2 separate regions of the Homo sapiens genome follow, and region 1 is linked to region 2. The links are chromatin loops, found by intact Hi-C in ENCODE. Cell type or tissue: PC-9. All regions are shown on one strand. Links, peaks and the distances in the headings refer to the core of each region. The heading gives the core; the rest is flanking DNA. Region 1 overlaps SMIM3 (small integral membrane protein 3). Region 2 overlaps ANXA6 (annexin A6).

What was found. Peaks named below come from ENCODE experiments on the same cell type or tissue, not always from the same donor. Only the 100,000 strongest peaks of a DNase experiment are listed, where the experiment ranks them.
Region 1: a loop joins it to region 2, with 6 times the contacts of the local background. A loop is called at or near these places in 14 of 110 quality-filtered maps.

Annotation. Positions count from the first base shown.
Region 1 is chr5:150,796,473-150,812,968 of GRCh38, reverse strand. SMIM3 (small integral membrane protein 3) reads right to left here. Exons shown (of 2, transcript NM_032947.5): 2 at 16,235-16,496. Among named protein-coding and RNA genes, the nearest start is that of SMIM3, 26 kb to the right of the region's middle. In PC-9, for the core only: a CTCF peak has its summit at 11,734 (motif pointing left); no DNase peak of the experiment used is centred there; H3K4me3 peaks cover 621 bases.
Region 2 is chr5:151,106,366-151,122,861 of GRCh38, reverse strand. ANXA6 (annexin A6) reads left to right here. Exons shown (of 26, transcript NM_001155.5): 17 at 602-715; 18 at 3,472-3,562; 19 at 5,025-5,104; 20 at 5,682-5,735; 21 at 12,218-12,235; 22 at 13,016-13,109; 23 at 14,312-14,407. Among named protein-coding and RNA genes, the nearest start is that of TNIP1, 34 kb to the right of the region's middle. In PC-9, for the core only: CTCF peaks have their summits at 7,162 and 7,361; a DNase peak (open chromatin) is centred at 7,401.

The DNA.
Region 1 (16,496 bases), core at 8,441-16,440, 310 kb after region 2:
TGCAAATGCCATTAATTCATTCCTTTTTATGGCTGAGTAGTATTCCATCATATATATATATATATATATATATATATATATATATATATATATATACACACACACACACACACACACACACACACACACAGTTTCTTTTTCCACTCATTGACGGGCATTTGGGTTAGTTCCATGATTTCACAATTGCAAATTGTACTGTTACAAACATGCATGTGCAAGTATCTTTTTCATATAATGACTTCAATTCCTCTGGATAGATACCCAGTAGTGTGATTGCTGGATTAAATGGTAGTTCTACTTTTAGTTCTTTAAGGAATCTCCACGGTGTTTTCCATAGTGGCTGTGCTAGTTTACATTCCCACCAGCAGTGTGGAAGTGTTCCCTGATCACCACATCCATGCCAACATCTACTGTTTTTTAATTTTTTTTTTTTTTGAGACGAAGTCTCGCTCTTGTCCCCCAGGCTGTAGTGCAATAGCACGATCTCGGCTCACCGCAACCTTGGCCTCCCAGGTTCATATGATTCTCCTCCCTCAGCCTCCCGAGTAGCTGGGATTACAGGCACCTGCCACCACGCCAGGCTAATTTTTGTATTTGCAGTAGAGACAGGGTTTCACCATGTTGGCCAGGCTGGTCTCAAACTCCCGACCTCAGGTGATCTGCCTCGGCCTCCCAAAGTGCTGGGATTACAGGCATAAGCCACCATGCCTGGCCATTTTTTAATATTTTGATTATGGCCATTCTTGCAGGAGTAAGGTGGTATCACATTGTGGTTTTGATTTGCATTTCCCTGATCATTAGTGATGCTGAGCATTTTTTCATGTATGTTCATTGACCATTTGTATATCTTCTTTTGAGAATTGTCTATTCATGTCCTTTGCCCACTTTTTGATGGGATTTTTTTTTCTTACTGGTTTGTTTGAGTTTGTTGTAGATTCCGGATATTAGTCCTTTGTCAGATGTATAGATTGTGAAGATTTTCTCCCACTCTGTGGGTTGTCTGTTTACCCTGCTGACTGTTCCTTTTGCCATGCAAAAGCCCTTTAGTTTAATTAAGTCCCAACTATTTATCTTATTTAAAAAAGTTAACTGTAAAACAGCCTCAGGTAGGTCCTTCAGAAGGTATTGCAGAAGAAGCCATTGTTATCCTAGAAATGTGATTTTGGTCAAGTTACTTTACCCCACTGAGTTTCAGTTTTTTCACCTATAAAATTGGAGTAACAATGGAACTACAGAATAAGAATGTAGTTCTGAAATTTAAATGAGACACCTTGTAGAAAGCAAATGGTGGTTGCCTGGCATGGGCATTACATAAGCTGGCCAATAATGTAGGAAGGTAAGGCCTCAGTGCAAGCTTGTAAAGACATGAAAAATACAATGCAGGGAACAGGGTAGGTTTTTTAGTACAATTTAGAGTAGTTAGATTAAGCAGGAAACTTACCAAGTTACTGTAAAACTGACAATTAAATAATAATAGCTGTTAACTAAGTTTAGAAAGCCAGCCTCTTCTAAGTAATTACTCAGGTTTTCCTTTTAGAAACTGGTTCCTTTTAGAAACTGGGTCACCATTATTTAACAAAAGGCAAACAGCGTAAGAAATCTTCCTTCTTATATGTCTTTTTCTAAATTATGGAAAGGCTTATTGAAAGTGATTCACAGGCCAGGCGCGGTGGCTCATGCCTGTAATCCCAGCATTTTGGAAGGCCAAGGCGGGTGGATCACCTGAGGTCAGGAGTTCGAGACCAGCCTGACCAAGACTGTGAAACGCTGTCTCTACTAAAAATACAAAAATTAGCCAGGTGTAGTGGAGCATGTTTGTAATCCCAGCTACTCAGGAGGCTGAGACAGGAGAATCGCTTGAACCTGGGAGGCAAAGGTCACAGTGAGCTGAGATTGCACCATTGCACTCCAGCCTGGGAGACAGACTGAGTCTCCATCTCAAAAAAATAAAAAAAAAGAAAAGAAAAGAAAGTGATTCACTGTGTAGTTTAAAGTTTAAAAGTTTAACCCTTAGAACATGCTTTAAAACACAGAGAAAAGAAATAAAATTATGAAATGAAATGGTATAAATTATAAAGTACCTTTTGAAATCCTTAATGCCGTAATTAAAGAGAAAACATTTTCTTTATGTACAATCTTTTCAAAATATGTAATTAGCAAATTAATACTGCCTCATCTATCTTGGGCTTGTAATTGAGACATCTGACAATTATATCCCCAAAAAATTTATACACTACCAATTCTATGATTATTGCCTTTGAAAATTAACCACTTTTTCTATGAATCACACATACACAGCTTCCAAGTGGAACATTGGTTTATAGTCAGCAAGACAACATCCAGTCCTGGATCTGCCACTTACTGGCTGTGGAGTCTGGCAAGTGACAACTTCTTTCATCTTGACTGCTTCAATTAGTAAAATGTAATCAAGTTCATTATGTCACTAAAATGAGATAATACAGAGCTTGATAAATAGTACTCAGCAAATACTAACTTGAAAATAAAATGATAACTTCTCTTTTATCCTTTCCTTGTTCAGATCAATCCAAAGGCCACTAAGTGGCAAGAGAAATGAATATGGCAAGGATAGGGGGAATCCTGTGGTTACCCAAATCAGAGTGCTAAAGCCCAGGCAAGGTGAGGATGCTGGACTAGTTAGGGGTAATGGAGCTCAAGTAGAGCAAGAAGAACATCAACGAGAGGAGAAGCCTGGTGTGGGATATTGAAGCCCAAGCAGGTAGGGAAAGCATTGCACAGGGAGTGTGGGATGCAGCAGCAATGACAGACTGGTGACATACAGAAGGCTTGATCAAAAATATATCAAGACTTCTCACTATTGGAGAAGGAAGTTTCAAATATAGAAGGAGAGAAAACATGAATGAGCCCTGTGCTGTTAGATTGGAATTGGAGATATCAAAGTGAACCCATGGTTTTCAATAGGGATATAGAAGTATAGGTGTAAAAATGTGCTTATGTATGTATATAAGTATATATATATATTAACTAGCTCTGTCCATTGAAAACAGGAAGTAACAAGCCCTCAGTAACAATGAGCACACCTGGTTCTGACATCTTTTCTGAAGACCATACTCCAAAACAGGATCCAAGTCTCCTTGGAGAAATGGCTGATCCCAAGTCTAGGGCAGGGAAACTATAAGATGAGCCTGGGACATCTTTGCCAGGAAGTAAAGAAGCACTGAAAGACTTATGAGAACATATCAAAAAGACTCTTGAAAGAGTTCTCACTTGGGGCGGTCTGACCCGCAGACCCTGAGCCAGCCATGGATGAATGAAGTACACTGACACACAGATATTCTGCTTTGCCAGTCCAGCTGAGTGTCCAAGCCACTTACAGACTCCCTGGAGAGTACTGTAAACAGTTGTGACTGTGGCCCTGACCAGCTAGTGAGACTCACATTTATTTGGGGAAGATTAATTGACAAAGGCTTGAGTCAACACCACTAGAGGGTAATTGACACTGTGGAATTCCCAAGTAGAAAGCAATTAAGCACCTGCCGTACATCAAAGGTTAGTCTTAAGACCACATGAGTAAACAAGCTAGCTAGATAACTTCCCCACATTCCTTAGTTACTACTTTAACTTATTTAACTAAAGGTAAAGGGACCAGGCCGCCTTCAGCCAGATCTATTACTGATGTTATACAAACTCTCAGGCCTTCCAAGAGAGTTTGTGGCTATTACTATAACTATCTTTAATATTTTTCCCACCAGCCTTATTGAACCCCCACACTGAGCATCAAACTAAATAATGAAAGCAACTGGTTTTAACCTACTGAATAAAATAGGAACCCATGAGTCCACACTGAAATAAATAAATGAATGGACAAATTGAAAGTCTGATGAGGAACAGGATATTTGCATAGTCTCAAAGTACCACCTTACAAAATATTTATTAATTACAAAGGGAAGAAAGAGTAACTTTACAGTGGAGAAGTCTAGCAGACACCAATCAGTGACCAAAGTTAACATCACCAGTAATGAGGTGAATCAAAATTGTCACCATTGCTATGATATTCCTATCAAAGATGCAAACCTAAATCTATTCATAAGAAAACATTAGGTGAACTCAAATTGAGAGCTATTCTACAAAATAATTGGCCTGTAATCTTCAAAAGTGTTAAGGTCATAAAGGCCAAGAAAGACTAGGGAACTGTTCCACATTGAAGAAAACCAAACAGATATGACAACAAAATGAAACACATGACGCTGAACTGGATCCCTTTGCTATGAAGGACATCATTGAGAAAATTGAGGAAACTTGAAAGAATTTGAGGATTATATGGTAGTAACCTATCACTGTTAATTTGCTGACTTTGATGGTAATATGGTTATGTAGAAGAATGTTTGTAGGAAACATTCTTGTTTGTAGTGGAATACATAGAAGTAGTCAGGTAAGTTGAATGAGCATGTTAGCAACTACACTCAAAAAATTTCAAAAGAAAGTTCTTTTACTGTACTTGTAACTTTTTACAAGTTTGAGATTGTCTTTAAATACAAAGTAAATGGAAAGCATACAAATGAAAGAGAAAAAATACCAAATCCACTCTGAAAGAAGGAAAAGCCATGTGAGATTGTTCACATAGGAAAAGGATGATACAATGAAATGAAAGAAAGAATAAATTTTGTAAATCTCGATATTCTCTTAGAAGATAATCAAAACAAACATTGTTTTAGAAATGTATGCCTTCTGAGATTCAAATAATCATTTTCACTGTTAGTATGAATCATAACTTCATTTAATGCAGGAGTACTTTAAATTTCTTTCCACCATCAGTCAAAATTTCTCCTAAATAAAGGACATGCTGGGGTTATTGTAGAAAAATAGTCTAGCATATCTACGGCTACCCTGCTTCAGCTCATGACGACTAAATAATTGAAAACTGTTCTGTATCACAGAAGGAAAAAAAAGTCTTTTCTACCATGAAAATTAAGAGGCCATTTGTTAAAAGAAAGGCTCTAAACATTAGAGCAGGAGCATCCCGATGATTTGTTTTTAATGAATGAGTAAGGAGTTATGAGCTCCTGGGCAATTGAACCTCTTACATATGCCTGACATTTTCAAATTAAACAAGTGCTGATCATTATCATAGAGGCATGGGCCTTTGAGAAAATTAAGAAGTTTATAAGAATTATATTAAAAATATCTAACAGGGTAAGGAATGAACATTATCACTTGAAGCGAAGAGATATTATCACCATCAAGAATTTAAAAAAAAAGAATAAGAATAGAGAAGAATAAAGAAAAAAAGAACTCAGAGTCAAGTAGATTCAATGGAGTAAATGGAGAAACATCTCAGGATAATCAGAAAATTAAGACAAAACTTACCTGGTCTGAGGCAACATAAAATATGAAAGGCCTCATAAGTTTATTTTATACTAATCCCACCTATATGCTTGGGAAATGTATGTGTTCCTGCCAATACCTGGAAGACATGCAATGATTCCTGGCTGTAAACCAAGGAGAAGAAAAATGACATCAAAGTTACAGTCTCCATCAGTAAGCTTGAATTGTTTACTAATAATCAGAGGCACTAAAGAGTTCGGAAAGGTCTGGGACATGTCATAGAGGGAAAAAAGTTGTACTGCTCTACATCTTCTCCCTAAAATGGAAAGAGTAGAACACTGTGGGAGCTCCTGTAGGTGGGAACAAAAATCAGAAAATGAGGCAATACTTTCATTTCTACAACCCTCTTGACACTTCCAGTCCCAGTTCACTGGTCCAATTGTACAGAAACATACTTGAGGGAGATTCTTAATTAGAACATTTTTCTTGAAAAATTTTTGATAGAGAACATTTTGAAATTTATTTTTATTGCTTTCCCCCACTTGATCTTGACTGATTAGATCAAACATACATTAGCTCTGTCAGTGTCCAGGTTTTAGCCCTAACTGGAGAGAGAGAAGGCAGGGAACTTTCTTCGTTTAACAAAGTAAATACCGCCACAAGAAAAAGTGTTTCCTGAAGAAAGAGATTAACAAAATTGCTTTTACAAAGTAGACTTGTTAAGGGCTGCATGGCTGTGTGTTTATTTGGTGCTTTTCCTGGCCTTTTCACCAAACTTTGGGGATCTGGCTCTGAAGTTTGTGCTTCCCACCATCCATGGTCCACCCCCTCTTCTGGAATGTTTTCAACTGGACACCTAAGAATTCATGTAAGGAGAATTGTTTCTCCTGCTCTTTCTCCCGACAGAAATTACTGACCTCGCTGGTTTTCTATCAAAAGAAAAAATTATTTCACGTGAATCTAGTAGTTGGGTAACATTTCTGTAAGATTATATAAACAAAATAATGGTTTTGCAGGTGCTAAGAATTCTGAGAAGCAATGAGAAGATTTCTCATATACCTCAACATATTCCAAGAATGAGATGTTCTTCCATGATTTGATGACCAAGAAATCGTGTTTTCTATAGTTTGAAGTAGAAGTTTTAAAATATATTTTGAGGCATTTTCACTTTTCGCTTCTAATGTTAATCTATTTTAACCTTATGTATTAAGATTCACCAGAGAAACAGAACCAGTGGTATATCCTCTTGGTTCTTCAATAAATCTCCATATTTATTAAGTGAAAGAAAAAGAGAGAGACAGAGACAGAGATTAATTATGGGAATTAGCTCATGTGATTACAGAGGCTGAGAAGCTCTGCAACCTGCTATCTGCAAGTTGGAGAATTTGGAAAGCCAGTGGGTAATTTAGCCCAAGTGTGAAGATCAGAGAACCAGAAATTCTGTCATCCAAGGATGGGAGAAGATGGATGTGCCAGCTCAAGAAAAGAGAACAAATTTGCCTTTCCTCCACCTTTTTCTTCTATTCGAGTCCTCACTGGGTTGGTTGATGGACTCTCTAACCACCACATTGGTGAGAGTAATCTACTTTACTCAGCCTACCAATTCAAATACTAACCTCTTCTGGAAACATCTTCACAGATACATCCAGAAATAATGTTTTACCAGCTATCTGGGCATCCTTCAGCCCAGTCAAGTTAACACATAAAATTAATCAGCACATACCACCTCTTCTGTTCAAATTTTCATTACCCAATTTTAGGGAGAAAATTGCTCTGGTACCCAGCTAAACTCTGACTTCATAGAAATATTTCGGCCAGGTGCAGTGATTGAGTCTGCCATTTTGTTTGCTATTGTGTTAATTCTTGTCTGTTTTTTCAGGTGTCCTAAGCTTCTATTTTATATGTAGCTTTGGATACCTCAGCTCTGTCTGATCATTAAAGCTGCTTTTGTCACATTCGGCCTTTCAGAATAAAATAGAGCCTCTCAGAGGGCAGAGCTACTTCCTACCCTCTCCCTAAGTTTAGAGATCCCTTTAGATTGACAGGAATCCATAGCCCTTGCCAAAAAGAAATATTTTTTTTCAGAATGCATAGCCTATTTTCTCCAAACAATTGCTTTCCTTGTACTGCAGCACTCTAAGTGAAAGAGTCCCCTTTTCAGAATTTAAAAAGCTTGACTAAAGTTAAAAGGATGTATTCCTCCATTATTCCATACAGCTAAGCTTTGGTAAGCATCAGTGAAAAACTCCGACTCTTAGAAGTTTTCTCGGGCTCTTTCCTGGGTGACTTTTTCTTCTTTTCCACTATCTCATTTTCTTCCCAATGTGATGACTGAGTTCTGAGTGTCTCCATACTTAAGCTACTGGTTTTTATTGAGGTTTTTCCATCACCCTAACATCCTAACTTAATGTTTCTGAAGAGAATATTACCAAAACATTGCATTTTATCCAAAAACATTCTCTGAGAGGCTGTTTCTGAGGTAAAATATTTAATTAAAATATGTATTTCATCACACACACACACACACACACACGCACGCACACACACACAAAGCGATCTGAGTAAAATATGAGAAGACAAAGTAACTCCCTGAAATTAAAACATATTTAGGGATATCATTTATTTTTCTCCTCAGTCCATACTCTGCCTGGGTACAGTGTCCTTCCTATTCCATCTCCTTAGCTCACATTCTGGTTATTCACCTTCCTGGTCTCTGTTTTTTGCCTTTTTTCCTCACTCCCCCCACCCCTCTTTCTAATGGCTACCATGTCATCTCCCCTTACCCAATAATGTTTATTCTTTCAAATAACTTTTTTTTTTTTTTTTTGAGACAGAGTCGCCCTCTGTCGCCCAGGCTAGAGTGTAGTGGCGCCATCTTGGCTCACTGCAACCTCCGCCTCTCGGGTTCCAGTGATTCTCCTGCCTCCCAGCCTCTCGAGTAGCTGGGATTACAGGCATCCACCACCACACCTGGCTAATTATTCTTTAGAATTCTTAACCCATTCATGCAACTGTGAAAAAACTCTCTCATTCCCCTATCAGCTTACCCTGTGTATTAGCTTCCTGTGGCCGCTGTAACAAATGACCACAAACTTGGTGGCTTAAAACAACAGAAATTTATACTCACGCAGTTGGATGCCAGGAGTCCAAAATCAGAGTGTTAGCAGGGCCACACTCCTCTGGAGGCCAGGGGATGATGTACTTCTTACCTCTTCCGTCTTCTGGTGGCTACAAACTTGCCTTGATTTGTGGCACATCACTCCAGTCTCTGTCTCCATGGTTACATTGCCTCTTTCTCATCTCTGTGTGTCAGTCCTTCGTGTGTCTTTTATAAGGACTCTTGTCACTGGGTTAGAACCCACTCAGATAATCCAGGATCACCTCCCCATCTGGAGATCCTTAACTTAATGACATCTACAAAGACCCCCTTTTTTTTTCAAAGTAACATTCACAGGTTCTGCGATTTAGGAAGTGGACATAATTTTGGGGGGGCCACTATTCAATCCATTACTCCGAGACAGTATAGTTCTCCGTTTAGAAAGTGATAAGCTCCTTGCAACAAAATGGAAAGATGTGGTTCACTTAGCTTAACTTCCCATAAATTCAAAATAATTTAGTACTAAGTGTGGAAAAGAAAAACTAAAGAGCAATCAATTCCCCTTATGCCCAGAGATTCCATAAATCATTCTTTGACCAAGTGCCACTCAATTCCTAGAACACAAAATATCTTCATTTTTAGAGTAGGTATCAATTCTTTATTATACATGACCCAAACAATTGCTATGTAGAATGAGACAACAGCATTCATACTGAACTTTTCCTAACAACAACAACAACAACAACAAGTAACTATGTTTTCTGAGGTGCAAATCTTGATTGAAGGTAAATAGAAGCATAAAGGGCTCCAATAGTAGAAATTCTAAAGGCACTCATAACTATTTTAAAATTCAGAGGCCAGGCATGGTGGTTCGCATCTGTAATCCCAGCACTTTGGGAGGCCAAGATGGGAGGATTGCTTGAGACCAGGAGTTCAAGACCAGCCTGGTCAACACAGTGAGACCCCATCTCTATAAAAAGAACATATATATATATAAAATAAAGAATGTACTTATATCATTATTATGAAATTTGTTGTTGAAATGAAAAATTACTAAAACTGTTTTCATGACATATCTATGATTTTTCTCTCCATTGCCCTGTGTCTTCATTGACACTGAATTTCAATCACTGCTAAACTCTTATTGTACAGTAATATTATCATCTGTTTTTTTCATTAATATGCTAAGACACAATCTGAGAAGAAAGACTGCTCACTAAAGTAAAACAACTTTAAGAAAAAATATAAATACAAGGGTAATTAAGTTATTTGAATTAGAATTCTATGCTATTTCCTAATTTTTCCTCAGACTTATAACTGTCTCTTACCCTCCCCAACTCCAATCCTCTTTGTCCTTTCCACTTTCCTTTTATTGCCTTCCGAATTTTTCCCCAAGACGTTTGGTTGAAACCCATATAGCGAAACCAATCAAGCCAATGTGCCCCACCCATATATAATTTTTTACGGTAGTGCTAATGATCTTCCTTTGTTTTTAGGTAACATTTAAGCACTGAGTACTTATTACAGGCTCTCTGTAAGTGTTCTAGATTCAGCACCTTGTTTAAACCCCTCAGCGGCACTGTGGAGGCAAATATGATCCCCTTTTTTACAAACAAGGGCAATGAAACTCTTAAATGTTACTTTCTAAAGGGAACACGCTGGTGGAGCCAGATGGGAATTTGGTCTGCTTGACTCTAAAATTAAATGATTCTCTCTATAACTATTGCTGTCCAGCTTTAAAAGTAGATACAATAATTTTTGTAATTTTTAAAAATGATGTTATAGACCTGCTAAAACAGAAACATTTTTCCTACCATGTAAATCTTTATGGGAATTGAAGAGCCTTTCATTTGCTTTAATTAAATACCTTGTGTGATTGGAACAATTTCAAAGTTGCATTAATGCAACTTGGCCTTAAAAATTTCAAAGGAAATATTATCATTGTCATTTCATTTCACAGTCTCAGTTCCATTCTCTCTCTTTAGCAAGAATTATATAAGGGCCTAATTAAAGTTTTAGCTTACTGAAAGATTTTTAATGTTTTTTGCACCCTTAAAACTTTAGAAAGCAATTTCTGTGAGGAATTAATACTTAAAAATTGAATACTTTGTGTTTTATTAAATAATTGTGGATTCATTAAGAAACATTTTCTAAAAGGAACTTAGTATAGAAGAGATACAAGTTTTATACTTGTTCTAAGGCTGATCCTACAGGATAACAGTAAGGAAATTGCTAATCTCATTACTTCAGTGATTTTTAAAATCCCACATCATTAGGGGCATAGACCATTGGTGTTTTTACATTATTGGCCATCTTATAATTACTACTATTGAGAGCCTCTTCTAAGTCAGACATTAACCAACTACCTTACTTATATTACCTCATTTAATTCTCCCCATGCTCTAGTAGTTATCATCACCATTTTACAGATGTAGAAACTGAAGCTCATTATTGTTAATAATAGATCACATTTTGCTATATTTTACCTTTTCACTTTGCATTCATCACCCCATGTAATAATCATAACAATCCTTTGAAGTAGGTATAATTATTTTCACTCGTATTTTACAGAAGAGGAAATTGAGGCTCAAAGAGTTTATGTTATTTGCTCACGATCACAAAGCTAAGAAATAGTGAAGGTCCTCGCTCTTAGTCTCTGGTTATAGTGTTCCTGGAAAGGGAAGGAGGATGACAGCCAACCTGTAATGCAAAGTATGACTTCTTCCCCACCCCCAGAGAAGATAGGGGCGGAGGTGAGGTAAGTCATGATTAGCGACCTTCAAAATGTTCAGACATTTCCCAAGAAAAAGGAAGTTGATCTCTTCAGTGTGGCCTCAAGAGGGCAGAACTAGCATCCCTGAATCCTTAATCCCACTCTCACCGAGGGAGGAATTCTAACAAAACAGCTAATAAGGGGTGGCTTCAGCAAGACGTGAACCTCCTTTTCACTGGCACGTGGCTCTCAGACTTTAACCTGTTTGTTGAGCACTTACGGATTGTTTTTGCAAAGCAGATACTGAAGAACCAGTTCCAGAGATTCTCGGTCAGTACGTCTGAAGCAGGGCCCTGGAAGCTGCATTTGTAAGCAAATGCTCCTGTGTGAATCTGACACAAGCAGTCCAGGATCACACAGGAGAAATACTGAAAAGGCAACAACTGGCAACCTGTATTATACGGGATGTTGGACTGCATGAGCCCTGTGTTATCGCTACAGTCTCTGAAGCCAGAACTGGGAACATAAAATCTTGATCTGCTAGGAATGTTGTAGGACTGACTCTCACAACTTCGGCAGGCTAACCACTCCATTTGAAAAAAAAGTTATATCGCCATCTGGTGGACTGCCTAAAAGTTATTCAAACTCACCCTAAAAGCACGGAATGATTTTCTCATTTAATTCGGATACACTGCACACTTCACAGACCAGGAATCAAGACTCAGAAGAGTTCAGAAGAGTGTAGGCCACATAGAGCCTGGGTCTCACACCCACCGGTTCCCAGTCTACTACTACGCATGGGCTTGATTTGCTTGCTCAATCACAAAATTTTCCAGGTTTTCCTTTGGCGGAAGATTTAAGTCCCAGACAGCTATCACAGTGAAACAAAGTTCCCAAATACTTCAGTGCAATGTTTCTCAAAGGACAGCAAGTTGCCTTAAAAATGCAGAATTCTTGGCTCCGTCATAGGCCCACTGAAATAGAATCTTTGCAGATAAGGACCAGGATTTTGAGTGGTGGCGGGTGCCTGTAGTCCCAGCTACTCGGGAGGGTGAGGCAGGAGAATGGCCTGAACCCGGGAGGCGGAGCTTGCAGTGAGCAGAGATCGCGCCACTGCCCTCCAGCCTGGGCGACAGAGCGAGACTCCATCTCAAAAAAAGAAAAGCTCCTCAGGTGATTCTGTTGCATACTAAAGTTTGAGAACCATTGCCTTTGAGAAGAAACACTCGATTTATGGATGGAAAGGAAGAAGCTTTCCATCTGCAAATTAAAAATAATCCTTATTAGTGACAACTAATACTAAATACTATTACTGAAACTAAAAGGAAATAAGATTTGCTGTTGGGAGGTAGTACTACAAATTTATTTCCAAACATATTTATCATGAAATGGATGGCTACATGATATAAACAGCTGCATGTACATTTCAGGTGGATCACGTTACACTTTAACATGTACGCACAGGAGTGTGCACACATGTACACACAGTCTCCCAAACTGCATTCCCTTGAACTAGGTAGATATGTATAGAGGCATGCCATTAGAATGTTTGTTTCCAAAGACACATATTTGGTTGAAAAAAGAAATCAGTTTAAGCCAGTTACATTTGAGGTATAACAGAAAAAATTACCCCTGTAAGAAGAAATGGAACAAAATACCACCAAAATAATTTTATTAGTGACAAATTGACAATATATATATTCATGACTTTATTATAGATAATTGTTTTGGGTTGGTGCAAAAGTAATGCAGTTTTTACCATTCTAAAAGTAATGGCAAAATCTGCAATTTTTTTGGTGTTGAGAAGGTGCAATTTTGTATTTTGCTTTTTGTTAACTACCAATATAATAGATAGTGCTCAGTTGCCGTGTTTTATTTCATTGTTTGTACCATATTTACCAGACCATTCCTTTATGTCTGTATAAATATTACAATTGTTTCTCTTTTTTTCTTCTAGTAATTATCAAACTAGTTGGTTATTTCTGGAGTTGGAGTTGGGGAGGGGGAAGTTTGGAAGAAATGTTATTAATGATCTTTAGTTATTGCAAGAAATAGTGTTCTGATTTACCAAACATCCTTTTCTTCCAAAACGTTACTTCTGCTACCTTCAGTAAATGTTAAATGTAGAAAGATGAACTGACACGTATTGGGAGCAGATGGAAAATATGTTCATGTATTGTTCTTACCTATAAGCACACATATATTCTTTACATTTTTAAATGTAAATCATCTCACACAACTAATATAAGCACTAATTTCAATAGATACAATTTTTAAACTTTGTTACATATTATCAGACCGCTTATTTTTCAAAGAGGCCAACAAAACACTATACATTTTCTAACTCAACTATCTCACTTTTTGTTTGTTTGTTTTTTTAGTAGAGACAGGGTTTCACCATACTGGCCAGGCTGATCTCTAATTCCTGACCTCAAGTGATCCGCCTGTGTTGGCATCCCAGAGTGTTCATTATTCTTATAGTATTGTTTCAGCAATACTATAAGCAAAGTTCTCATTCTGTCGCCACCAGTAGACCTCTCTGAGCTCTCCTTGAGGCCACCAGTTCCTTGCCATCTCTATTGCTAGAAGACCATCTGCCTCCCATTAACAGACTTCTTCTTCTGTAATACTGGATCACATGATGGACTTAGAAGTTGAATTGCTAGGATAATAATTGATAGGAATTAATAGATTTTTCTTCCATCTGGATCAATTAAGGTATACTCTGGCAAATGGAAATTAAACATGCTTGCTTTATTTATTTATTTATTTATTTAGAGCCAGAGTCTCGCTCTATTGCCCAGGCTGGAGTGCAGTGGCGCAACCTCGGCTCAGTGCAACCTCCACCTCCCAGGTTCAAGTGATTCTCTTGCCTCAGCCTCTCAAGTAGGTGGGACTACAGGCGCCTACCACCATGCCCAGCTAATTTTTGTACTTTTAGTAGAGAGGGGGTTTCACCACGTTGGCCAGGCTGGTCTCGAACTCCTGTCCTCTGGACCTCCCAAAGTGCTGGGATTACAGGCGTGAGCCACCACGTCCAGCCTAAACATGCTTTAATATGGGGAATTATGTGCTGAAAATCATTAAAAGGATTGGGAGAGCACAGAAGGCAGGGGTTACTAGAATTCCTTCCAGATCAATACTGCAGAACCGGCCATCCTGGGGAGCTACTACTTCCGTAACAAGTGGGAAGCTAGGGAACAAGAAAGCCACAGCCTTGGCTGTGGGCTGCAGGACTGTCCCACCTCAACTGAGATCCAGGCATGAGAAAGCTGCGGGCTTGGCTCCAGATTGTGCTGCAGCTTTGGGATTCACACCAGTGTTGTGATTGTCTCACACCCTGTCCTAGCTCTCCCAGCTGAACTGGGTTCCAAACTAAAACATGGTATGCATGCATCTGAACAGCAAAGCCTAAATCACTTTTGAATCTCTATCAAGTGTAGTTACAGAAATACAGGTTTTTACTTTCATTGTAGTTTTTTGTTGTTGTTTTATTTTCCAGCCTCTGCCATCCAGGAAGGCATGCCAGAAAAACAGTTGGAAGAGATGCTGAGCAAACCTATCAGAATCTTATGACATCTTAACTATCCCCTTGCTATGGTCTGAATGTTTGTGTCCCTGCAAAATTCATATGTTGAAACCCAACCCCATGGTGATGGCACTAAGAGGTGAAGCCTTTGGGAGGTGATGAGGTCATGAGGACTCTGCTGTAATGAATGGGATTAGTTTCCATGTAAAAGAGGCCTGAGGGAGCTTGTTTGTCTCTTCCACCATGAGGACACATAGAAAGTACCATCTATAGGCCGGGCACCGTGGCTCATGCCTGTAATCCCAACACTTTGGGAGGCCAAGGCAGGCGGATCACCTGAGGTCGGGAGATCGAGACCAGCCTGACCAACATGGAGAAACCCCATCTCTACAAAAAATACAAAATTAGCCAGGCATGGTGGTGCATGCCAGTAATCCCAGCTACTCGGGAGGCTGAGGCAAGAGAATAGCTTGACCCTGGGAGGCGGAGGTTGTGGTGAGCCGAGATCGTACCATTGCACTCCAGCCTGGGCAACAAGAGCAAAACTCTGTCTCAAAAAAAAAAAAAAAAAAAAACACAACCATCTATGAGGGACAGGCTCTCACCAGACACAAAATCTGCATGTGCTTTGAACCTCCCTGTCTCCAGAACTGTGAGCAGTAAATTTCTGTTGTTTCTGAATTACCAGTCTCAGGTATTTTGTTAGAGCCACCCAAATGTACTAAGACAGAAACCCCCTTCACCATTTCCCCCTGACGCTCTCCTCTAACTCTTACCTCTGTATTACAATGCTACTCTTGGAAAGGTTTCTGTTCTCACTGTCTCAACTTCCTAACCTCCCACTCATTTCTTAACCTACAAAATACTATTAGGGCTGGGCGTGGTGGCTCATACCTGTAATCCCAGCACTTTGGGAGGTGGAGGTAGGTGGATCACTTGAGGTCAGGAGTTCGAGACCAGCCTGGCCAATATGGTGAAACCCCATCTCTACTGAAAAAAAAAAAAAATATATATATATATATATATATATGTATATAATTGCACCTCTATTGAAACACCTCATATCATAGGACCTATCCAATCTCTCTTTTTTCCCCTTCTACTCTCCTTCCCCTCCTATTTAGTGTCTTCCAAGTTCTGCATTTAGCATCTCACTCTTCTAAGTCTGTATATTCTGATCCTATCTACTTGTACACCATTATCTACCATAGGGGTTAATCCCCCATACCCTAATACCAGACATAACATCTTTCCCAGGAATAGACTCAGATCTCCAACTGCATCCTGAATGAGTCCACCTGAATATCACAAGCACCTCAAATGCAACATGTCCAATACGAAATTCATGGTCTTATTTGTCATTCTTTGAATCTGATATTCAAAATCGGTTCTTCTCCTCTGCACTATCTGTGTGTAACCTGCACAACTTCACCCACGTGCTGAAGCTAGAGCCCTGGAAGTAAATTTGATTCTTCTCTTCCCTTTTCTGTTACTATATTCAAACTGTCTTGAAGGCCCATACATTCAGTGTAAGGCTTTTACCTGAGTTCTGAGTTTAACAGTTGCTCTTTAAAGAAAGACCTCAGACATGCACATTCTAGCACTTTATTGGAACTTGGTTGTGTACATCAATGAGATCACATCAAAGTAAAAGCAGCATTTTCACACAATAATATCCCGATATCTGTGCTATCTTCTTACATAATTTAATAAATCCCAAGATGCTCCTGATTTTGGTATCGAAGAGCTTGAGTGGTCCAGAAATATCTCTACATAAATATAAATCATCACATCTAAAATAACCATCATTGTTTTAGTAGGTCCCAAAAGTCCTGGGAACACCTCTTAAAATA
Region 2 (16,496 bases), core at 3,508-11,507:
GCTCAGCCTGTCCCCATCGGTTCTGCACAGTTGGGCACCAGGGTCTTCATGGCAGAGGGACCCTGTGTGGTCATATGATCTCAGAGTGTCTCCAGCACTGGGTTTGGGCAGACATATCTTTCCATGCCCCCAGTTCCTTGTGATGGGCAACACTTGTGTGAGTTGCTCAGTGGACTCAGAGGCACAGCATGGGGCCAAGATCAGGGCTATGAGTTGTTTTCAGTGTGCTTTGGGCATCTTGCAATTCCTCTGCACAGACAGAGCTGGCTTCAAGGCCCCAACTGAGTGTCAGGGATTATTGCACATTGGTGGCATCTGGCTTAGGTTGATGCATTTCCCCCTGAGTGGAAACAGTGTCCTTCAGCTCTGCTGCCTTCCCGTTCCTGTCTCCTGTGTCAAGGAGAGTGGGTCTTCCTCCTGGTTGTTTTTTCCCTACCCTCTTTGGCTTCATCTAAATAATAAGTACAACATCAGCAAAGACAGACACAAGCTTCCATGATCCCTCATGTGGAACCCCTGTTTTCTCTTTCCATCTCTCCCATCCTGAGTCATGTGTGGGCAAGTGCTGATGTTGGCATGACTGTGGCTCTGCCCTTTGCAGGACTTAATGACTGACCTGAAGTCTGAGATCTCTGGAGACCTGGCAAGGCTGATTCTGGGGCTCATGATGCCACCGGCCCATTACGATGCCAAGCAGTTGAAGAAGGCCATGGAGGTACAGTGTGGCACCAGGGGGTCTAGTGTCTGCGGGTGCCAATAGGGATACAGGTGATCCTCATAAGCCCAGGTGGATTAGCTGTAACTTCTTGGTAGAACTCCTCCCATACTCAGTTCAAACTGGCATAAACACAAAAGGAGATGTTGGCTCCTATAACTGAAAACTACAGGACTAGCTCTGAGTCCAGAGACTCAAATGATGTTCTGTGGACCCTTGGCTCACCCCTGTCTTGGCTCTGCTGTCCTCCCTTCTGGCTTCACTCTCAGGCAGCCTTTCTCCTCATGGTGGCATATGTCCATCCCGCCAGCTAGCGGCTCCAGCAGAAAGAGTTCCTTCTTCCTAGGAGCTCCAACAACAGGCTTGGCATTTACTCCAAGTTGATTCAGCTTAAGTCACATGCCCACTGGTGTCAGAAGGGTCTCATGGAGCCGCTGGAGGAAGTGGGGTGGGTCTCGAACGAAAGCACCAGCAGTTGGAGTCTGTACTCCAGCCTAGACCTGCCACTCACTCACAGTGTGACTGGGCCATTCCTTACACTTCCCAATCCTCTGTGCCTTCATCTGGGAAATGGAAATGGTCACCTCTGCCCTTCAAACTAGGACAGGTCAATCAAGGTCACAGGTATGAAGGGCATTGTTAACTCCGAAGACCTGACCCTACATTAAACAAGAAAGCATTATGTCCTGGCCCAGAAGTTGCTAGAACTGCTTTGCTTCCCAAGGTACCAATTGTACTAATGGCTACTGTTTATAAAGAGCATATGGTAACTCTCCCAGGTTAGGTACATTAGTTCAATTAGTTGCCTCCTCAAGCCACAAGGCAGGGCTCTTATTTTGTCCCCATTTTACAGATGAGGAAACTGAGACTTGGAGGTTAAGTTGCTTGGTCATGGTCATAGAGCTATGAAGTAGCAAAGCTGAGGTTCAGACCAGTCTTTCTGACTCTAGAGCCTGTCTTGACAACCGCATAAAACCAGTAGTGCTTTTGGCCCCTTGCGCATTAAGAGGAGGGCAGCAATGGGGAGCTAGAGGACTTTATAAAAACATTGCCTAGGCTAAGCAGATTGAGATGATTGTTTCTTAAAATACCTAAGCCAAAAAGCAAACGATCTAAAGACACAGGGTTCAGAAATAGAAGAGATCGATGAGGTAACCCAACTGAATCCTTTCCATTTTCAAAGTTTCCAAGTGGGAAACAGAGAGGCTCAGAGAGTCAGTGAGTTAGGGGGAGACGAGGGCTAGACCCAGTCTCAGGACTTTCTTGATTGCCTCACCACACACCTGCTTCTAACAAAGAAATGATTGAAGATCTCAATCAGGATGAATCTCCTAGGATCTGAGAAGGCAGGACCATTAGAGCACTAGGCAGTAACCTCTTTGAGGACAGAGAACATGTCTTGCCTCTTGCCTTTCTCTTTTTTTTTTTGAGACGGAGTCTCGCTCTTTCGCCCAGGCTGGAGTGCAGTGGTGTGATCTCGGTTCACTGCAACCTCCACCTCCCAGGTTCAAGCGATTCTCCTGCCTCAGCCTCCTGAGTAGCTGGGATTACAGGCGCACGCCACCACGACCAGCTAATTTTTTTGTCTTTCTAGTAGAGAAGGGGTTTCACCATGTTTGCCAGCGTGGTCTTGAACTCCTGACCTCAAGTGATCTGCCCTCTTCAGCTTCCTAAAGTGCTGGGATTACAGGTGTGAGCCACCACGCCCGGACTTTTTTTTTTTTTTTTTTGTAGTTGTAGCCCCAGCACCTTGCACAGTGGCTAGCACATAATAGGTGTCTTAACAAGTACCTGAATGAGTGAATTAGTCATTGACTCATTCAGTCAATCAATCAGTCAATCTTGCCTGCCTCCTCTCCTCCCTGATAGTTTCCCTGCTTCCCTGTGTGCAGATCTTTGCATGACAGGTCCCCAGCCTGCCTTAGTCCAGGGCATGTAACGCCTCAGTTCATAAATCACTCCTCAAATCCAAGAGTAAACAAATGTAAGCCAGCCATGATGGCTCACGTCTGTATTCCTAAAACTTTGGGCTTGAGTCCAGGAGTTCCAGACCAGCCTGGACAATATGGTGAAGCCCTGTCTCTACAAAAAATACAAAAATTAGCCAAGCATGGTGGCATGCTTCTGTGGCCCCAGCTACTTGGGAGGCTGAAGTAGGAGAATCACCTGAGTCTGGGAGGCGGAGGTTGCAGTGAGCCGTAATCATGCCACTGCACTCCAGCCTGGGCGACAGAGCAAGACTCTGTCTCAAAAGAAAAAAAATTTAGCATTTTATCTTAAGCACAAAACTTTTTTTCTTCTAACAAAATAATACATGTTCACTGTGGAGACTTGAAGAAATAGAGTAAAAAAGAAGAAAATAGCAATCATCTGTGATCCTTCACTCACACAGAGACCAAACTGCTAGTTAACACTGTGAGGCATGTGCGTGTCCTTCTGTTCTCTTCCAATACTTACAAGTAGAAATTTCTATTCAGATGTTCATGTGTATATGTGGTGTTATACACACACGCCTATATACCTTTTCTGTTTGGGGGGCTGGAAGGCAAAGCAGTTCACATGGGAGGTTCTGGGGATCTTGAGAGGCTGGCATAGTCAGCCTTGGTTGTGCCAAGGTCTTGGGCCTGAGGGCCATGTCTGGAGGTGAGGAGAAAATCCAGGAATGCTTGGCCTGAGCTTTAGCCGTCCGGGCCCCATGGACCTCTGCACAGGAGGTCAGAACTATGGCTGAGATCATCTTTGCCTTGACATTCCAGGGAGCCGGCACAGATGAAAAGGCTCTTATTGAAATCCTGGCCACTCGGACCAATGCTGAAATCCGGGCCATCAATGAGGCCTATAAGGAGGGTGAGTTTGGGAGGCCTGGGCCCAGATGCTGGGAGAACAGCCAGGCCCCCCAACTTCCAACCCCAGCCCACAGCTCTGCCCAGGACTCTGGCCTGTCTCCTTTCCCTCAGTCCTTGAGGATTTGATAAGCCTCTTGGGTGTGCCCATCCCTGTGTCTGGGGAAAAGACAGGTGTCCTGGTAGGACAAAGGCCTGGAGGTAGAAAAGGGCTTGGCTGGAAGTGGGAACAGAGAACATTCTGGCCTGCTGGAGAGAGGGAGGGCGACTCTAGGGGTGTGTAGTCCATGCAGTTCTACAGGGCCCCACAGCCAGAAGGGCCCCACACTTGGTTGCAAGCTATGCTGTCACTGTCCAGAAATTCTTCATTTTTAAGCGAGTGGCCCCATATTTTCATTCTGAAGAATCTTGAGTACCAGTCAAAAATGTTTAAATCGGCTAGGTGCAGTGGCTCACACCTGTAATCCCAGCACTTTGGGAGTCTCAGGCAGGCGGATTGCTTGAGCCCAGGACTTCGAGACCAGCCTGGGCGACATGGCAAAACCCCGTCTCTACAAAAAATATAAAAATTGGCTGGGTGCGGTGGTTCACCCCTGTAATCCCAGCACTTTGGGAGGCCGAGATGGTGGATCCCTTGAGGTCAGAAGTTCAAGACCAACTTGGCTAACATGGTGAGACCCCGTCTCTACTAAAAATGCAAAAATTAGCCAGGCGTGGTGGCATGCGCCTGTAGCCCCAGCTACTTAGGAGGCTGAGGCAGGAGGATCACTTGAACCTGGGAAGCAGAGGTTGCAGTGAGCCGATATCACGCCACTGCACTCCAACCTGGGAGACAGAATGAGACTCCATCTCAAAAAAAACAAAAAACAAAAAAATTAGCTAAGTGTGGTGGCATGTGCCTATAGTCCCAGCTACTCAGGAGACTGAGGTGGGAGGATCACCTGAGCCCAGGGAGGTCGAGGCTGTAGTGAGCCTTGATCATGCCAACTGCACTCCAGCCTGGGTGACAGAGTGAGACCCTGTCTTGAAAAAAAAAAAAAAAGTTTACATTTTTTATCTTATAAGCAGCTTTAAAATGGCAGAATTTTTGAGTACAGGAGTGACATAGTCAGAGCTCTGCTTTTGGGTTTAGCAACTGCCATGCAGGAGGGAAGGTAGAAGAGAGAATGACAACAGGGAGGTGACTTAAGAGGCTGTTAAATATTAAAGGCGAGATGCAATGGGACCTCAACTGGGACAGAGCTGAGGGGATGGAGGGGAGATGATGGGTTGATGGGAATGCCCATTGTCTTACAAAATCAGCAGGAGGATGGCTGGATGCCCCCATGAGCCAGTTACAAACCCTTTCATCCCCACCTCCCCCTGCCAATACTGCCCTGGCTCAAGCCTGAGTTTCCTGGACCTCCCTCCCCGCAACCAAATCCTTCTTGGCCAGCAGCTACCCACACCCCCTTTCTCTGCCTCAGACTATCACAAGTCCCTGGAGGATGCTCTGAGCTCAGACACATCTGGCCACTTCAGGAGGATCCTCATTTCTCTGGCCACGGTGAGTGAATTCATGGGCCCCAGGTCGGCTTGCCCATCGGGAGGCCTGGGAGGAAGGGAAGGTTTACTGAGTGGAGGGCACAGGGGAGTTAGAAGTGCACTCCTGATGGAGAGGGGGTGTCTCCCCACTTGCCTCCTTAGAGTTCCACCGCCTACCCCTGTTGTTCCCTTGTCAAAGTTGGCGTGGTACCACCTTCTCCAGACAGTCCTCCCTGGTGGCCCTTGTCCTGGCTTGTTGGGCCCCCAGCTCACAGGACAAAGCCATATGGGTGACCCTCTCCTGTGTTGTTACCTGGGAGCTTCTGTCACCATCTCTTGAATTCCCATAACCAAAATGGCAGACCCTCATTGACAGTTACCGAGAGCTTGCTGTGTGTCAGGCATTGGTGCTAAGTGTCTTGCACACATTCTCAGTTAATGACCACAACAGCCTACCTTATAGAGGCAGGATTTTCGTCCCTGTGTAGCTGATGAGGAAGAGCATTCAGAGAGGTGAAAATGAGCAGGGTGTGTGGTGGTACAGAGATGGAGATGGGTCGATGTTTGGGGACTGAACTTTCTTGCTGCTCCTGCTGCAGGGGCATCGTGAGGAGGGAGGAGAAAACCTGGACCAGGCACGGGAAGATGCCCAGGTAAGACCCCCAGCCCACCCCAGTCACCTCTGCCGGGTGTCCCTGAGATGTAGGTCCAGCTTATGCGTGTCTACGCCGGGCCCTGTCTGTGAGTGAAGGCTCCTGGCAGGGGCGTGGTTGGTTTGATTGGTTGATACTTAGACTGTAGAAATGAGGTTTAGAAGTGTGGTGCTGGTATTACTGGCATTTCCTAGGTGAATAGCAGGACCCTCAGAGCTGGCAGGGACCTGCAGATCACCCAGGTCAAAGCCCTCATGTTACAGTGGGAAAATGGAGGTCCAGAAAGGGCAAATGACTTCTGAAAGTCACACAGCAAATCAGTGGCCCCAGTAGAATTGACCCCTAGAGAGCTGGTCTGGGAACTTGCTGAGAAGAGGGCCTGAGTGCTAAAGGCCTCGGTTTATTATCTGTAAAATGGGACCGAGATTGGAGGGAGTGTCCTGGGACGAGCCTAGAAAGTAAGTTCCTCAAGGGCTGGAATCTTCATTTTGTTCACTGATATATCCAAAGTAACACATGATCAGTGCTCAATAAATATTTGTTGAATGAATAGCAGGGAAAAGGGTTCTCTAGGAGTCTCTTGGCTGCTCTGCCTCAGCCCTGCTCCTTAGCCTAGTGAGCTTGAGGTCTGGAAATGGCTTCTTCTGGAGGTTGGACAACCCCAAATTCATTTTCCCTGAGGGTTCTATGGCTGGGCAGTCCCTACTGAGGCCAGTGCATTGTCCCCCACTGACCTGCACCTTGATCCCAGCACCCAGTAGCCTGACCCAGGTCCATGTCTCCATCTCTTCTGACTGCCTCATTTTCCCGCCCCCAAAAGCTGTGTCCAGGGATGTGGGGCACAGACACCACAGACTTTTATAGACATCCAGCCCCCTTCTTTTATAGTTGGTGAGTTGAAAAGAGCACTGATGGATTGAGAGTCAGGGAACCAACTTTTCTGTTCCCAGGTCCCATAACAGAAGTGTGGTTTGCTACAACAGCATCTGAGCTAGAAAAATCTTTAGCTGGAACCTGACAGTTACAGAATTGTAATTATAATTTTTAGAATGCATACTATATATTGAGAACGATGCCAAGATTATTCTATACGTTTTTATGTTCTCCCTTTTTACTAGAAGAAAATGAAGCTCCTTAACCTCTTCAATGAAAGAATTTCTAAGTGGTGGTGGTTTTATTTGAACTCAGGCTTGCCTGATGCCAGAGTCTATGCTTAATTCCATTTACAGTAATATCTTCCAAGACCCAGTAGAGTTAAGGTCCCCTGCAGCTTCCACATCAAATAGCTGTTGTTGTCCAGTTGTCCAACCCTTGCTTTGGAATATGGTTGTCAAAAGCTGCAGGGTTACATTTAAATGTATGGCATTTCAGCTACATTGTGGGCACATGGATGGGGGTTAGGCTGAGAACCCAGCCAGACACTAGGGTGGCTTGCTGAGGCCACATTTCATTCACTCATTCAACAGACGTTTATTAAGTATTACTGTGAACAGCCTCGTGTGCTGCTGAGAGTTTTTTAAAAATCTCAGCTCTCACCCCAAATCCATCCTCCAACCCTGAATTGATCTTCCAGGGAATGCTTCTGCCTGGTGCCTGGTTTGCCAATGAGGCTGTGCTTCCAATTGCCGCTAGCAGGGGGCAGTGGTGGGCCTTGCTGACAGCTGCTTCGCAAAAGGAGAGAAGTGGAGAGAGAGAACCCGGGTGGAAATAGCTAAGGGACCCTTGAGCGAGATCCCTGCCCAACTCGGCTGCTTCTCCAGATTTAGGATGCTAGACCCAAGCTCATTTTCTTATAACTAGCAGTACATTCTTTTATAGAAACTAGAAAATAAGGAGAAGCCAAAAAAGACTCCATAACCTAATAGTAATAAGCATTGTCAGTATTGTGGCATACATTATTCTAGTTGCTTCTCTATGTATATATAAAAGTGGATTCTTTATTTCTGACAGTTAAAAATTAATACTATGTGAATATTGTTGCATTTTTAAATCAACGATATCATTTAATGGCTATATACTGTTCCATATCTGAATCTACCATGTTATTTAACCAGCCTTCTTCCTAGTAGCAAACTCTTTTATCACATTCATGAATTATTCATTAGAATGAATTTCCAGAGATGAAATGGAAATGTGGGAGCAAAATGTATATAAAAATTAAGGGCATTTGATAGGGCCGAGTCAAGCTCCCCCTTAGATAACGCACATGAGTACTTGGCAGTTTGTATTTGCCTGTTTTACACTGCCTCCCTGGCGGTCTCTCACTCTGGATGTCTAGAACACCCTCAAGCTCTTAGAAGTCTGGGACTGTTATTAACCAGTTGAACATATGTCCAATTTCCAACTGTGGCCCCACAGTGATTGTTAATTGCTTCCCCTTTCACTCTGTTGTCCAATTAGAGCAATAAATTATAAATAATTATTATAGACCTACCATGAAATGAAGGATTGTGGTCATTTTTAGATAATCAATACTCAGACTTTTTTTTTTTTTTTTTTTTTTTTTTTTTTTTAAGACGGAGTCTCGCTCTGTTGCCCAGGCTGGAGTGCGGTGGCGCAATCTTGGCTCACTGCAACGTCTGCCTCCTGGGTTCAAGCAATTCTCCTGCCTCAGACTCCCAAGTAGCTGGGATTACAAGCTCCCAACACCATGCCCAGCTAATTTTTTTGTATTTTTAGTAGAGACAGGATTTCATCATGTTGGCCAGGCTGGTTATGAACTCCTGACCTCAAGTGATCCGCCCGCCTCAGCCTCCCAAAGTGCTAGGATTACAGGCGTGAGCCACCATGCCTGGCCCAGGCTTTTAAAAATATAACAGCTTTCTTGAAATAGAATTCATTTACCCCACTATTGACCCATTTAAAGTGTACAATTTGGTGGTTTTTAGTATCTTCACAGACTTAATGCAACCATCACCACAATCAATTTTAGAACATTTTTTCACCCCCAAAAGAAACTCCATACACATTAGCTGTGACTCCTCATATCCTACTAACCCCCCAGCCCTAAGCAACCACTAATCTACTTTCTGTCTCTCCAGATGTGCCTCTTCCAAACACCTCATGTCAATACAGTGATATTAATACGTGGCCTTTTGGACTGGCTTCTTCACTTAAGAAAACACTAACCTAAACACTATGTTAAACACTTAACAGTGTTTTCACGGGTCATCCGTGTTGTAGCATGTTGGTACTCCCTTTTCATTGCCAAATAATAGTCTATTATCCATTCATCAGCTGATGGACATTTGGGTTATTTCCACCTTTTGGCTATTATGACTAATGCTGCTCTAAACATTTGTGTACAAGTTTTTGTGTGCACATATGTTTTCATTTCTCTTAGATAGAATTGCTGGGTCATATGAGAACTCTAAGTTTAACCATTTGAGGAACTGTCCAGATTAATTTTTGCATGAAGTAGCTAGGCTAATAAGAACAAGCTTTTGTGGTGAATATTAATTTAGTGTCCCACCACTTTTTTTTTACATTACAGATATTATTATCTTAAAGATGCTTTGAAAAACCGAGTATGTCTAGGGTACTCTGACCCGCGTAAGTGAGAACAATTGGGACTTTGGATTCTTTTCTGTTAAATTTTTTAAACATGTCCCTCTCTCTCTCTTTTTAAAAATGATACCGTTTTATTTAGCATAAGTTTTTACAAATTTTTGATAAAATACATATCAACTTTACCATATTAATCATTTTATATATTTATTTATTTTGAGATGGAGTTTTCCTCTTGTTGCCCAGGCTGGAGTGCAGTGTTGCAATTTGGCTCACTACAACCTCCACCTCCCGGATTCAAGTGATTCTCCTGCCTCACCCTCCTGAGTAGCTGGGATTACAGGCACCTGCCACCACACCCGGCTAATTTTTTGTATTTTTAGTAGAGACAGGGTTTCACCATGTTGGCCAGACTGGTCTCAAACTCCTGACCTCAGGTGATCAACCTGCCTCAGCCTCCCAAAGTGCTGAGATTACAGGCGTGAGCCATCATGCCTGGCCAATCATTTTAAAGTATACAGTTCAGTGGCATTAAGTACATTCACATTGTTGGGCAGCTGTCACCACCAGCCACCTCCAAAACTGTTTTCGTCATGCAAAACCAAAACTCTGGACCCACTCAACAGTCACTCCCCATTCTCCCTTCCCCCAGCCCCTGGCAACCACCATTCTTTCTATGTCTGTGAATTTGACTGGGGACTTCATGTAAGTGAAATTATACAGTATTTATGCTTTTATGACTGGCTTTCTTTACCTAGTATGATGTCCTCAGGGTTCAACTAGGTTTTTGTTTTGTGATGTTTGAGATAGGGTTGAGACCCAGGTTGGAGTGCAGTGGCACAATCTTGGCTCACTGCAACCTCCACCTTCTAGGCCCAAGCAATCCTCCCACCTCAGCCCCCCAAGTAGCTGGGAATAACGGCGTGCGCCACCATGCTCAGCTAATTTTTTGGTAGAGTAGGGTTTCTCCACGTTATCCCGGCTGGTCTCAAACTCATAGGCTCAAGTGATCCTCCCACCTTGGCTTCCCAATGTCCTGGGATTACAGGTGTGAGCTACTGTGCCTGGCATAGGTTGTTTTTAATACAGAAAAATATTTTAAAAACCAGAAGCAGCCCATAATCCTAGTAGCCTTGATAACTCTTATTTAACATTTAAATTTAAAATGAAATAATATCTTTGCATCTTTAAGAAATTTTCAGGAAGAATAAAAAAAATGCGAAAGCTTTCCCTCATAGTCCCTCTCCTCAAAGGTGTCTCGACAGTTTCTTAAGTACTTCCCAGGAAGTATGAGAAAGTGAGTGTCTATTTTTTTTTGAATCTAGATAAAAGAAACACTATATTACACAAAAATATGCTATACTTTACTTCTTTACTTAATTTAAATGGAAACTCTCCTTATCAGCATTGTAGATAATCTTATCCTTTGTAAAAACTGCATGGATTGTTTCCATTGATTGGATAAGTCATAGCCTGTTTAACAAGTCAATCTCAGGATGGTTTACAGTTTTTCTCTAGTATGAAAAATGCTGACCAGGTGCAGTGCCTATAATCCCAGCACTTTGGGAGGCTGAGGCGGGTGGATTACCTAAGGTCAGGAGTTCGAGACCAGCCTGGCCACCATGGCAATACCCCATCTCTACTAAAAATACAAAAAAAAAAAAATTAACTGGGCTGGTGGCATGCACATGTAATCCCAGCTACTCAGGAGGCTGAGGCAGGAGAATCGCTTGAACCTGGGAGGTGGAGGTTGCAGTGAGCTGAGATCGCACCACTGCACTCTTTGGGAGGCCAAGGCAGGAGGATTGCTTGAGGCTAGACTGGACAACAAAGTGAGACCCCTTCTCTACAAAAAATAAAAAAATTAGCTGGATGTGGTGGCACACACCTGTAGTCCCAGCTACTCAGGAGGCTGAGGCAGGAGAATCGCTTGAGCCCAGGAGGTCAAGGTTGCAGTGAGCCGAGATTGTGCCAATGTACTCCAGCCTGGGCAACAGAGCAAGACCCTGTCTCCAAAAATTAAAAAGAATGCTGCAGTGAACAGTCTTGTATTCTATCGTGGAAGGCTTTTGCCAGTATACCTGTAGGGCAAATTCCTAGCAATATAATTGCTTGATCAAATGGCATATGCCTTTTAACTTTTAACGGACATTGCCAATTATGCAATGAAAAGAAGAGGAAGGTTTCCAGAGTATAGGCTATTGTGAAGTTTATAAAGAGTTCAGTCTATCCAATAGAATAAAGTCAGCAGAGTTTCTGGGGGAACGGCGAAAGCAATACGCAGCCTAGGTACATGAGCCTGGGTATTTTGTTCCCAGGCTCTCCAAGTCACAGCTATTTGCCTAACAAAATAGTGTCCTAACCACAGAATTTTGTGCTCTGCATAGTGCAGTGATTAAAAGTAACCCTTGTAAAATGACTTTCCCATCACTGTTTGCTGTGTGCCTCCAGGCAGGTCAGCTCCCCTTAAGGCCTCAGCTGGCCAGTCTTTCCTGTCTGTAACATGAAGGCTAAAATTACATGTCTCTTGCCTTGGAACTCTGAATATGCTAAAGGGTGCAGAGAACTTTGCACTGCTCACATTTACATCTCAGTGGTTCTGTAAGGAAGTGGCAGGGATTATTTCCACTTTCAGACAAAGAAACAGGCCTGGAATCTCCTCTGGGTTTTGGGGTGCGAAGGGCAGAGTTCCCCATTTCTGTGTCTTTCTCTTACCCTTCAAGTGAACACGTTTTTAGTTATTGCCAGGCCTATCCGCATTCTGAGCTCCAGCCCAAAAGGTCATAGGAAGGTATTTTTATCTTGTCCCTACCCCCCTTCCTTTCGCATCCCGGGTTCTCTCAGGTCTCTTGGGACCTCTCCCACTCCCAGCCAGGCCCCTCACCCTGCACCCCAGGGCCCCAGCACCAGCCTCCCCAACCTCCTCTGACTCTTGCCTCCCTTCTCTCCCTCCTCTCTCCCCTCCCTGCTCTCAGGTGGCTGCTGAGATCTTGGTGAGTGTCCTGTTCTTCATTTGGGTTTTAACGGCCTCTGAGTAAAGTCCGCCTTTACTGGGCCGAGCGGGGCAGTATCGAGCAGTGATTTGGGAGCTTGCTGTGCGGCTTCTCTCTCTCCCCTTCCGGGCCCTGCTTGGTAAAAGATAGGCCAGGCAAGTGTTTCCCAAACTTCAGCTAATCATCTCTGGCACGATTTGTGCTGTGTAACCACCAGCTATTAATACTGATCTTTAAATCGACTCACTCTTAAACCCAAAATGAGTTAAGGGGAATTTACTATCAGTATAAATAGAACTAGTAGCTAGCTAGAAGACAATCATGGAAACACTAATGTGCAGTGTGATCGGGTGTGTTTGCCCTTGACCCCGCTTGGGGAAACACTGGCCAGGCCATCTTCTCTGCATATGACCCCATACACCCTTCCCAGAGGGGCTTGCAGAAAGGTTGAGGGATGGAAGGGGAACTCCCAGTTGCTATGCTCAGAGTCTATGTGGGTCCTCCTAGGAGCCCCAGCCCCACGGTCCTGAGGCTAGGATGGAAGTACCCAGTGCTAAGGCCATCTTTGTCAGTTCACAGGGTCCTTGTGAACTGGAGAGGGGAGTATAGAAGCCATTGTGCTTGAGGAAGGAAGAGGGGACCAGTCTCGGCCCCCTTGGATGGCTGGGTGAGCCCAGCTTCTGACTGCCCTCAGCCCAGGCAAAGACATGAAAGTGAATAATAACCAAGGCTTTCTCATGTCTCCCCTCCCAAATCCTTGCTCCAACTGGGGCTCTGCAGGAAATAGCAGACACACCTAGTGGAGACAAAACTTCCTTGGAGACACGTTTCATGACGATCCTGTGTACCCGGAGCTATCCGCACCTCCGGAGAGGTGAGGCCTGACCTCCTCCCTTCCCAGCTCAGCAGGAAGATCCCAGAATCTGATGAGAGCCTCTCAGCTCTCTGTGGCAAGAGGAGCCCGTTGCCCACCCACCTCCTCCTTAACCCAGCAGTAGCGTGTCATGGGTGACGGCGACTCTGGAGCCCTGGGTTCTAGTCCTGGCTCTACCACTTATACCTCACCTTCTTTCTCCTCCTTAGGGAAGCAGGTGGGATGCCCGGGATTAGGTATAGCAACTGGATTTCACCTCAAAGGCCAACTCTGATTGGTAGTAGCTGCCTAGAGTGCTGTGTTAAGGATTCTGGGGTCCCGCGTCATGATTCACTGGCGATGCCTGCCAGGAGCAAGGCAGCGAGAGGTGGTGGTGGCACAAGACCCACATAGACATCTTTGAACCACAGGCTGCCGCATGCTCAGGGCACACCTGTATGCAGTGGCCCTGGCACTCGGTAATCATGAAGTGTCCTGCACTGAGACATTTACATTTTAATGTCTGGCACTACATTAAATGTCTACATTTAATGTCTGGCACTTCTCAGTATTTAAGGTGCTTTAACATAGTGGCTAAAAGAATGGACTTGGGCACTGGACGGCCTTGATTTGAATCCCCCACTTAACAGCCATGTGACCTCAGGCAAGTCACCGAATCTCTGCGCCTGAGCTCCCTTACGTAGGAATCAGGGTTTTAGCTCTACCCGAGATGATTGTTGTGAAGATACAAAAAACATAACACACATAAAGCACTGGCGCAATGCCTGACTCAGTGAGTGTTTCCTGAGTGTTATCATTGTGTCTTCATCCCAAGCGGACACAGGAGGAAGAGGAGGCCCAGGAAGGAGAGGGATCACCCAAGGTCCCTCAGTGAGCTGGGGCAGAACCATGACTAGGACCCGTGCTCCTTTTACTACCCCAGCCTGGGTTCCCAGAACTTGGCCGAGGTTCTAAGACCATTGGCCAGGCACGGGGACTGGCGTGGGACAGATTTGGCTCTGAGCCCACGGCAGCCTTGATGTCAGAGCTTCTCTATCGGGATGATCTTGCCCAATGCATTTAGGCCTGGGCTGTGGCCATATTTGCTGCCCTTCCACTTTCTCAGGCACAGCCTGTGGGAGGCACTGGGTGGGGCTGAGGAGGGGTCCTCCGCCTCCTGCACTGAAGCTCACCCCCACCTCTGGGGCTTCTCTTGTGGCCAGTCTTCCAGGAGTTCATCAAGATGACCAACTATGACGTGGAGCACACCATCAAGAAGGAGATGTCTGGGGATGTCAGGGATGCATTTGTGGCCATTGGTAACTGGCAGGGACTAAGGGAAGGGCTGGGGGCACTGGGAACTTGAACAGATTCTCTGGAAGAATAGAACCTTGGCAGCCTCCGAAGCTACTACTGGAAAGTAAACACTGTCACAGTTCGCCTCCAGGGGTGCTGCCAAATGTGTGATTGTGCAGGAATGTCATGAGGTCTGTGCGAGGCTGCAGGAGAGGGTGAGAAAATAACTGTTGCTAGGGAAGAACCAGGAAGACTGGGGCAGGCAGGGGAGGGGGCACGCTGTCCTGCACAACTAGGGTGTATACACACACACACCACACACACACTTGACACACACACCTAACATATACAAGACACATACTATACACACACACATTCTCACATGTGACACACACTCATACATAAAACACGTTACATATGCATGTGACAGGTGCACACCACACATACACACATCACACACAGAACACATTATATATACACATACATGCTACACCCCCACAAGACACTACACCTACACACACACCACTCACACACTATGCACACATGACCCATGCACACCACATATACGCAGCACACATGCACACACATACAAGACACATACACGCTAGATGCAGATGACACACACACAGACCCTCGTCTCCTCTCAGTACCTGGCTTTTTGGTTACGCTTATATAATTTGAGCTCTTGACTTTGAAAAGGTTTTTCCCTTTTGGATCTTAATTCCACCGTGTATAAATATGGATGAGTGGATATGGGTTAGGGCTGAAGTTATTCTCATTAATATTCATCATTAGTGGTATCTTGTTTCATTTACTATAAAACACATTGCATCAATGCACTTTTAAAAAATCTTACCAAGAGGTATCCGTGGAAGATTTTCACATAATTGCCTTCAATTATAAAACACATCTTGATTTCAGAGACACTAAAATGTGGGGGAAAGGTGTGTTAGATTTGGGTGAAGTAGAGGTGGTGGTAGGGGTGTTGTTTAGCACGTGATGGGCCTTTACCACCCAGGAGCAATATCTAGGAGGCGGGATAGCCCGACGAATAAAAGCATGGAATCCAGGTTGAATCCCTGCTCTGCCACTTACTCACTATATGTCCTTGGGCAGGTCACAAAACCTCTGTGTCTCAATTTCCTCCTTTGTAAAGTGGAGATAACAACAGTGCCCAGCCCATAGGGTGGATTTTGTGAGGCTGAAATTAGTTAATTATATGTAAAGCACTTGGAACGGTGCCTCTTGGCATGTAATACTCACTGGACAAGGGTTAGTTTGTATTTGTATTGTTGTTTCCCACCAAGCCCTGCGCAAAGTTAGTTGCACGCAGGTTTAGTTACATTCTCATCAGGTGCTCTTAACCAGCTTATTTTACAAAAGAGGACACTGAGTTCAGAGAGGCTTATAGCAGTAGAACCAGGACTCAAACCACAGGCTGCCTACCTCCAAAGCTCATGTTCTTAACACCAGAATAATTAGCCTTTGGAGACACTTTCAGATTCCTACCCTCCTCGTGTATTTCCCTCTTCCCTTTCTCCTCCCACCTTGAACAGGTATACACGTGCAAACACACACCACAACACACCATTTCACACTCCTCCATCCAATGGCAGGCATCGGGGTCCCATGTGACAGATGGACAGGCTCAGTTTTTAGGAAGACTTGTGGGGTTGGTTACAGAGGAGAGAAGTTTCTGCCCAGCGTGCTTCTTAGCCAGACTGATAAAGCCCTAGGTCTGAAGTCAGGGAAGGCTTCCTGGAGGTGATGTCATGACTGGGGGCATGGACATCAAGTACAGCCTTGAAGGATGGGATTTGATTTAGAGAGATAATGTAGTGAAGGGCAGATAGGAAATGCATCTATCCAGGAAGGACAGAGAGACACAGGAATTTGCAGTTTGTTCTGGGAATGGGGGAGCAAGGGCCATGAGGTTGCAAAGGAGGCCAGGAGCTTTGACATTCAAGCCAAGGAGCTTGGGATTTGTTTGGGAGGTAGTAGGGAGATATGTAAGGAGCTGGAGATGGGAGGTGTGTGATGTGATCTTTTCCACAGGGTTCCTGAGCCTGTTGCAGAGGAGTCTTGCTTGACTCTGCCACTGGGGTACGCAAC